2 separate regions of the Homo sapiens genome follow, and region 2 is linked to region 1. A link is an interaction called in ENCODE POLR2A ChIA-PET data of the cell type or tissue named here. Cell type or tissue: Caco-2. All regions are shown on one strand. Links, peaks and the distances in the headings refer to the core of each region. The heading gives the core; the rest is flanking DNA. Region 1 overlaps LOC105371082 (a long non-coding RNA gene). Region 2 has its middle 21 kb from the start of SNN.

Region 1 (4,390 bases), core at 227-4,226:
GATGCTATAGTAAGAGGAGGGAGGAGCACCTGGGAAGAAAGAGCTGCTCCTGCAACTGTTCTGAGGCGGTGCAGGATGTGCAGTTCTGTTTCTATGCAGGGCCAGGCAGCAGGGGATCCGTGGAGACAGAAAGTGATCGGGGTGACCAGGGCGGGTGGAGCAGGGAGCAGCTGTGCCATGGGTGGGGGGCTTCCTTGTGGGCTGATGCTTTGGAACTTGATAGAGGCGGTGGTTACACAACATTGTAACTGTACTAAATGCCACTGAATTACACACTTTATTTATTTATTTAATTTTGAATGAACGAATGACAGGGTGTCGCTCTGTCGCTCAGGCTGGAGTGCAGCGGCGCAATCTTGGCTCACTGCAAACTCCGCCTCCTGCTTCAAGCGATTCTCCTGCCTCAGCCTCCCAAGTAGCTGGGATTACAGACGCCCGCCACCACACCTGGCCAATTTTTGTATTTTTAGTAGAGATGGGGTTTCACCTTGTTGGTCAGGCTGGTCTCGAACTCCTGACCTCAAGTGATCTGCCCGCCTCAGCCTCCCAAAGTGCTGGGATTACAGGCATGAGCCACCACACCTGGCCTTGAATTACACACTTTAAAATGATGTATTTTATGTTACCTGACTTTCAGCTCAATTGCAAACACGAAAAGCTGTGAGGCCAAAAGGTGCTAACAGGTGTGAGGGATTGGAGCAGAGCATGGTGCAGGGCACTGGTCATGGTGTGGTCTTTTCCACAGCCCCATGGATTTTAAGGGTAAAGAGGGGAGCAGTTAGAATTGGTTTGGCTACTTAAACAGAAAACCGAAATGAGTGAGTTGGGTGGAAGTTTTATGTTTTTCTTAAGGAGTCAGAGGTGATTTCGGGGGTCATTAGATTGTCCCTGTTTGGGGGATACACATGCTGGAGGATTTAGGGGTGATGACATATGTTTGCCAACTACTCTCAAGGATTTACCCATAGAGAAAGAGGGAGAAGAAGGGAGAGAGAGGAGACAGAGATGGGGGCGGGGAGCTGAACAGATGTGACAGAACGTTCACAACTGGCCATGCCAGGCGCGGTGGCTCACACCTGTAATCCAGCTCTTTGGAAAGATCGGCTGAGCCCAGGAGTTCGAGACCAGCCTCGGCAACATAGAGCCCATCTCTACAAAAATAAAAAAAAAATAAAAAAGATTTTTTTGAAAAAACAATTGGCCAATCTGTGTAAAGGGGAGGTGTTTGTCAGGGGTTCTTGCAAGTTTTCTGAAATTTTGAAATTATTTCAAAATAGATTATTAAATTTTTTTAAAAAGAACAAAAGAAAACCCAGGGAGGTCAGCCAGGGCTGGTGTGAGGCTCCATCCTTTTCAAGGGTCCAGGCTTTTGTCTTTTAGCTCTGCCTTCAGCAAGTGCTTTCCATCCACAAAGTTGCCTCATAGTCCAAGATCAGGGCTGCCAGGGATGGTTGTGCAGTTTGTGTCCTGCTCCAAGCTCCCTGCCAAAGGGATTGAGTAGGGACTGAAATCCAGCCTGTGGTCTACTTGCCACTCCAGGCCCTGTACTCACAGGGAATGTTTCAGCCCATCGGAGCTGTCTTTTTCCTAATTTGCCTGCTCACAGCAGAAGTCTCTTCCAAATTTGAACAAAGGCACACTAAGGGCTAAACTTGGCCCTGCTGGAGTCCCACCCATATCCACCGTGCAAGCAGGAAGGAGAAAGAGGAGGGGTGGCAAAGGGAGTTCTTGTCTCTTTTTTAGAGACAAGGTCTAGCTCTTTTGCCCAGGCCGGAGTGCAGTGGCGCAATCATAGCTCACAGCAGCCTCAATGGAATCCTCATGGTATAAAGAGCTTTCCCAGATGCCCTGTCCAGCAACTTCCCCTTCTGATCACTGGCCTCCCTGCAAAAGCACACTGCCCCCTGGGGTAAAGCAGGGCTCCTAGAAAGGAGAAGGGGCTGATGGATACCAGGTAGACAGTTAGTACTCTCTTCCCCGAAGGGGATGGAGCCCACCCCTGACCCCAGCAAGATGGGGAAACCATGAATTTGAAGCTAAAGTCTATTGTCACTAAGAGGGATACAGTAGCACATAGTAGGTTAGCAGTAACTTTTCATTAATTGATTCAGATCTAGATTGAGGTAAAATTGTTACCCCCAATCCTCTAACACTTACTTTTTTTTGTTTGGTTGGTTTTTTTGTTTGCTTGTTTGTTTTTTAGATGGAGTTTTGCTATTGTTGCCCAGGCTGGAGTGCAATGACACCATCTTGGCTCACTGCAACCTCTGCCTCCCAGGTTCAAGCGATTCTCCTGCCTCAGCCTCCTGAGTAGCTGGGATTATAGGCATATGTCACCACGCGTGGCTAATTTTTGTATTTTTAGTAGAGACGGGGTTTCACCATTTTGGCCAGGCTGGTCTCAAACTCTTGACCTCAAGTGATCCACCCACCTCAGCCTACCAAAGTGCTAGGATTACAGGCGTGAGCCACCACACCCAGTCCAGGGTGACTATCAATCTTCGACATCTCATCAGGTTCCTCTGAGACCATGTGAGTTACCCTGTCTCTACTAAAAAGACAAAAATTAGCTGGGATGGTGGCTCTTGCCTGTAATCCCATCTACTCAGGAGGCTGAGGCAGGAGAATCACTTGCTGGGGTTACAGGCATGAGCCACTTTGCCCAGCCACAGAGATTAGTTCTGAGTTCTGGGAAGAGGATGCCCTGGAGCTAGGCGGTGGGGACATTTGGCCTCGTCTGGGATCTTGAAGCCTTCCGTGGTCATCTGAAATTTTGGGTTTGTCACAGCAGCTGGCTGTTACTCTAATACAGTACTTGCCACTCACTGATACTGTGTTTATAATTTGTCTCCCCAAGTGGGATGGAAGTTCAGTGAGACTTTCTTTTGTTCAGTGTGACAATCCTAATACTGAGAATAACCTGAACTAAAAGGAACTGAAATATTTGTTGAATGAATAAGTGAATGGCAAATGGATGCTTTGTATGATAGGATTCTTTTCTTGGCTTTTTCCAAATCTAAAATTGTGTTATCATGATTTTTAAAACGACGTTTAGCTTCTCCCTGCCAGCCACCCCACTTCTGTTGGGTATTGTCCTTGGCACTGGCGATTAGAAATCACCAAGACTCCTGCCAGTTAAACACACGCTGAGTCTCATAAGGGGACATCCAATACTGTTCCCTGAGGTCCTAATTGGGCAGCCACATGGCTTGTCCCTCTGCCGACCCCCACGTCTGTGTTGTCACAGTGGCCTCTCACCCCCGCCCTGTTCAAGGAAAGACATCACCAAAGGAGGAAGGCAGGGGTAGGGGATATGTGCCCTGCTGTGCCACTGGGAGGGGTGAATGCAGGCAGTTCATTCCCAGAATAATGAAAGGATAATTTAGCAGTAAGATGACAGTGTTTTAAATGTGCCATCATAGCCACAATTCCATAGTCAGGGATTTATCCCAAAGAAATTCTCCTGCGTGTTCATACAGGTGTGAGATGGAGGGTGTTCATTAAAGCATTGTTTGTGGGGGAAAATTAGAAATCGCTTAATGTTCATCTTAAGGAAATGGTAAATCAGTTGTTTCACCCATGTTGTGGAATAGCTCACAAGCATTCAGAACCCTGGAGAGTGATGTGATGTGGACTGATATGGAAGGAGGTCTATGCTATATCGAAACTGAGTGAGTTGCCAAAATGTAGGGTGTCATCCCATGTTTGTAAAAAGATTAGAAATTAACACTCACATACACAGAGGAAAAAGTCTAGAATGTGATACATTGACCTGACAGTGGGAGGTGGAATAATGGAAGGCTTCACTTTCTACTTTATTCATTTCTGTATTTTGGGGGGATTTTTCACTGTAAGGGTATGTTGAATGAGTTATTTCCATGAACAGAAAGAAAACAATGTCTGTAATCCTAGCACTTTAGGAGGCCAAGGTGGGTGGGTCGCTTGAGCCCAGGAGTTCAAGACCAGCTCGGGCAACATGGTGAAATTCCCTCTCTACAAATTATACAAAAATTAGCTGGATATGGTGATATGCACCTGTAGTTCCAGCTATGCTGGTGGGAGGACCACCTGAGCCCAAGGAGGCTGAGGCTGCAGTGAGTCGTCATCCCGTCACTGCATTCCAGCCTGGGCAACAGAGTAAGACCCTGTCTCAAGAAAAGAAAAGAGGCCAGGCGTGGTGGCTCACACCTGTAATCCCAGCGCTTTGGGAGGCCGAGGCAGGCAGATCACGAGATCAGGAGATCGAGACCACGGTTAAACCCCGTCTCTACTAAAAATACAAAAAATTAGCCAGGTGCGGTGGCGGGCGCCTGTAGTCCCAGCTACTCGGGAGGCTGAGGCAGGAGAATGGCGTGAACCCGGGAGGCGGAGCTTGCAGTGAGCCGAGATC
Region 2 (4,390 bases), core at 91-4,090, 360 kb after region 1:
CTCACGCCTGTAATCCTAACATCTTGGGAGGCCGAGGCGGGCAGATCATCTGAGGTCAGGAGTTCCAGACCAGCCTGGCCATCATGGTAAAACCCCGTCTCTACTAAAAATACAAAAATTAGCCAGGTGTGGATGCCTGTAATCCCAGCTGCTCAAGAGGCTGAGGCAGGAGAATCGCTTAAACCCAGGAGATGGAGGTTGCAGTGACCCAAGATCGCGCCATTGCACTACAGGCTGGGCAACAGAGCGAGACTCCATCTCAAAAAAAAAAAAAAAATGTTTCCTTATCCTACAATGCAGTGGTCTCCAGGATATATGGTTAAGCAAAAAAAAATAAATAACTGTTCAGGTGTGGTGACTCACATCTGTAATCCCAGAACTTTGGGAGGCCGTGGCAGGTGGATCACATGAGGTCAGGAGTTCGAGACCAGCCTGGCCAACATGACAAAACCTCATCTCTACTAAAAATACAAAAATTAGCTGGGCATGGTGGCGGGCGCCTGTAATTCCAGCTACACAGGAGGCTGAGACAGGAGAATTGCTTGAACCCTGGAGGCAGAGGTTGCAGTGAGCCGAGGTTGCACCACTGCACTCTAGCCTGGGTGATGGAGTGAGACTCTGTCTCAAAAAAAATTTTAAATAAATAAATAAATAACAGTATCCAAGGATCAGAACTATGAATGCAAAGCATGCTACCTACCTTCTCAATACACCTGTGGTTTGTATATGTTTGTTCACATTTTCAAAGAAAAACGATGGAATGATAAAGCCAACATGGGTATTTACAGGGTAAGAGGAGGCAGACTGGTGATGGAGGGGTGGAAGCTCAGCTTCTCTGAGTGTGTCTTGTTTCAGAGTTTCTATTTGGTAAATGTAAATATTTTACAAAATTACAAAGTAAAATCAAAGACAAAAAGACCGATCCCTTAAAATAAAAAAAAAAAGTAAAAAACCCTGAGTATATGCCAATTTGGCATAACCACACTAAGAAGGATTATTGGAAGTGACTTTTTTCCTTTTTTTTTTTTTTCCAGACAGAGTCTCACTCTGTCACCCAGGCTGGAGTGCAGTGGCACAATCTCAGCTCATTGCAATCTCTGCCTCCTGGGTTCAAGCAATTCTCGTGCCTCAGCCTCCCGACATACCTGGGATCACGGGAAGGCATTGCCATGCCCGGCAAATTTTTTTGTAATTTTAGTAGGGATGGGGTTTCACCATGTCAGCCAGTCTGGTCTTGACCTCCTGACCTAAGGTGATCTGCCCACCTTGGCCTCCCAAAGTGCTGGGATTGCAGGTGTGAGCCACTGCACCCAGCCTCTTCTTTTTTTTTTTAACTTTCATTTGAAGTTCAGGGGTACAAGTGCAGGTTTATTACATAGGTCAACCTGTGTCATGGGGGTTTGTTGTACAGATTATTTCATCACCTAAGCATTAAGCCTAGTACACATTAGTTATTTTTCCTGATCCTCTCCCTCCTCCCACCCTCCACCCTCCAAAAGGCCCCAGTGTATGTTGTTCCCCTGTATGTGTCCGTGTGTTCTGCCATTGAGCTCACAGAAAGTGACTTTAAAATAGCATTTTGAGGCTGGGCACGGTGGCTTATGCTTGTAATCCCAGCACTTTGGGAAGCCGAAGCGGGCAGATCATGAGATCAGGTGTTTAAGGCCAGCCTGGTCAATATGGTGAAACCCCGTCTCTACTAAAAATACAAAAATTAGCCAGGTGTGGTGGCACATGCCTGTAATCCCAGCTACTTGGGAGGCTGAGGCAGAAGAATTGCTTGAACCCGGGAGGTGGAGGTTGCAGTGAGCTAAGATCGTGCCACTGCACTCCAGCCAGGGTGACAGAGCGAGACTCTGTCTCAAAAAACAAAAATAGCATTTTGAGCCAGGCACAGTGGCTCATGCCTGTAATCCCAGCACTTTGGGAGGCCAGGAGTTCGAGACCAGCCTGGCCAACTGTAATCCTAGCTACCCGGGAGGCTGATGCATGAGAATTGCTTGAACCCAGGAGGCAGAGGTTGCAGTGAGCCGAGATTGTGCCACTGCACTCCAGCCTGGGCAACAGAGCGAGACACCATCTCAAAAAAAAAAAAAAAAAAGCATTTTGAGCAGGGCACAGTGGTTCATGCCTATAATCCCAGCACTTTGGGAGGCCAAGAGTTCGAGACCAGCCTGGCCAACATGGTGAAACCCTGTCTCTATCTACTAATAATAAAAAATGAGCTGGGAGTGGTGGCACACATATGTAATCCTAGCTACCCAGGAGGCTGACGCAGGAGAATTGCTTGAACCCAGGAGGCAGAGGTTGCAGTGAGCCGAGATTGTGCCACTGTACTCCAGCCTGGATAACAGAGCGAAACTCTGTCTCAAAAAAAAAAAAAAAAAATAGCACTTTGATTGTATTATACCAGATATTATATATCTCTAGTGGGTTTTACCCTAAGGACAAAAGAACCACCATGAAACAGAACTACATTGAAATCCTCACCTGTACTCAGTTATCTTATAGGTAGTGATTATATTAGCATTCTGACAGTGAAGCTGTCAGGTTTTTGCCATCTCTTGCTTCCTCTCTCACCACATGATCTCTGCACATGCCTGCTCCCTCTTTGCTATCCACCATGAGTGGACACGGCCCAAGGCCCTCACCAAATCCAGCTGCCCAATCTTCAACTATTTTTTTTTTCTTTTTTCGAGATGGAGTCTTGCTTTGTCACCCAGGCTGGAGTGCGATGGCACCATCTTGGCTCACTGCAACTTCTGCCTCCTGGGTTCAAGCAATTCTCCTGCCTCAGCCTCCCAGGTAGCTAGGATTACAGGCGCCTGCCTCCACACTCAGCTAATTTTTTGTATTTTTAGTAGAGATGGGGTTTCACCATGTTGGCCAGGCTGGTTTCGAACTCCTGACCTCAAAAGATCCGCCTGCCTCGGCATCCCAGAGTGCTAGGATTACAGGCATGAGCCACCACGCCTGGTCCCAATCTTGAACTTTTAAACCTCTTTTCTTTGTAAATTTTTAAAAAGAAATGATTATCTTTGTAATATAGGATAAAGAAAATAAGAAATTGGCCGAGCACGGGGGCTCACACCTGTAATCTCAGAACTTTGGGAGGCCAAGGCGGGTGTATCGTTTGAGCTCACGAGTTTGAGACCTCCTCAAACTGGCGAAACCTTGTCTCTATTAAAAAATACAAAAACTAGCCAGGCTTGGTGGTGCATGCCTGTAGTCCCAGCTACTTAGGAGGCTGAGGTGGAAGGATGGCTTGAGCCCAGGAGGTAGAGGTTGCAGTGAGCCAAGATTATGCCACTGCACTCCAGCATGGGTGATACAACCAGACCTTGACTCAAAAAGAGAGAAAGAAAGACAGGAATGAAGGAATGAAGGAAGGAAGGAAGGAAGGAAGGAAGAAATTGTGTTAATGTTGTTAGAAACCCAGATTTTCTATGTTAGAAAAAAGGAGATATATGCCGGGCCTGGTGGCTCACACCTGTAATCCCAGCACTCTGGGAGGCCGAGGTAGGCGGATCACCTGAGGTTAGGAGTCTGAGACCAGCCTTGCCAATTTGGTGAAAACTCATCTCTACTAAAAAATACAAAAATTAGCTGAGTGTGGTGGTGCACCTGTAGTCCCAGCTACTCGGGAGGCTGAGACAAGAGAATCGCTTGAACCTGGGAGGCAGAGGTTGCAGTGAGCTGAAATCACACCACTGCACTCCAGCCTGGGAGACAGAGCAAGACTCTGTCATAAAAAAAAAAAAAAAAAAAAAAAAAGAAAAAAAAAAGGCCGGGTGCAGTTGCTCACACCTGTAATCCCAGCACTTTGGAGGCCGAGGCAGGCAAATCACAAGGTCAGGAGTTCAAGACCAGCCTGACCAACATGGTGAAACCCCGTCTCTACTGAAAATACCAAAATTAGCTGGGCATGGTGGTGCATACCTGTAATCCCAGTTCTCAGGAGGCTGAGGCAGGACAATCACTTGAAACCGGGAGGCGGAGGTTGCAGTGAGCCAAGATCATGCCACTGCACTCCAGCCTGGGCAACCGAACGAGACTCAGCCTCAAAAAAAAAAAAGAAAAAGAAAAGAAAAAATAAAATAAAACAAAGAAACTCTCAGAGACTATTGAGGTCCCTTCGAAGGTGAAGGACATCATGCAAAGACGTTCCTGTACTGACTATGATTCTGAGTGCTTTACAAGTTTTTTGATTGTTTGTTTGTTTGAGACGGAGTCTCACTCTGTTTCCTAGGCTGGAGTGCAGTGGCATGATCTCGGCTCACTGCAACCTCTGCCCCCCAGGTTCAAGTAATTCTCCTACCTCAACCTCTGAGTAGCTGGGATTACAGGTGAGCCACCACACCCAGCTAATTTTTGTACTTTTAGTAGAGAT

The links. ChIA-PET counts read pairs that join two places held together with the same protein. Peaks named below come from ENCODE experiments on the same cell type or tissue, not always from the same donor. Only the 100,000 strongest peaks of a DNase experiment are listed, where the experiment ranks them.
Region 2: POLR2A ChIA-PET joins it to region 1 with 7 read pairs; 2 of 35 experiments call an interaction of 5 or more read pairs at or near these places.

What each region holds. Positions count from the first base shown.
Region 1 is chr16:11,282,315-11,286,704 of GRCh38, forward strand. All of the region lies in intron 1 of LOC105371082 (a long non-coding RNA gene), which reads left to right. Among named protein-coding and RNA genes, the nearest start is that of PRM1, 3.2 kb to the left of the region's middle. RefSeq lists enhancers at 3,793-4,293, 4,294-4,390, 4,342-4,390. In Caco-2, for the core only: no CTCF peak of the experiment used is centred there; a DNase peak (open chromatin) is centred at 1,829.
Region 2 is chr16:11,644,837-11,649,226 of GRCh38, forward strand. No RefSeq gene overlaps it. Among named protein-coding and RNA genes, the nearest start is that of SNN, 21 kb to the right of the region's middle. In Caco-2, for the core only: no CTCF peak of the experiment used is centred there; no DNase peak of the experiment used is centred there.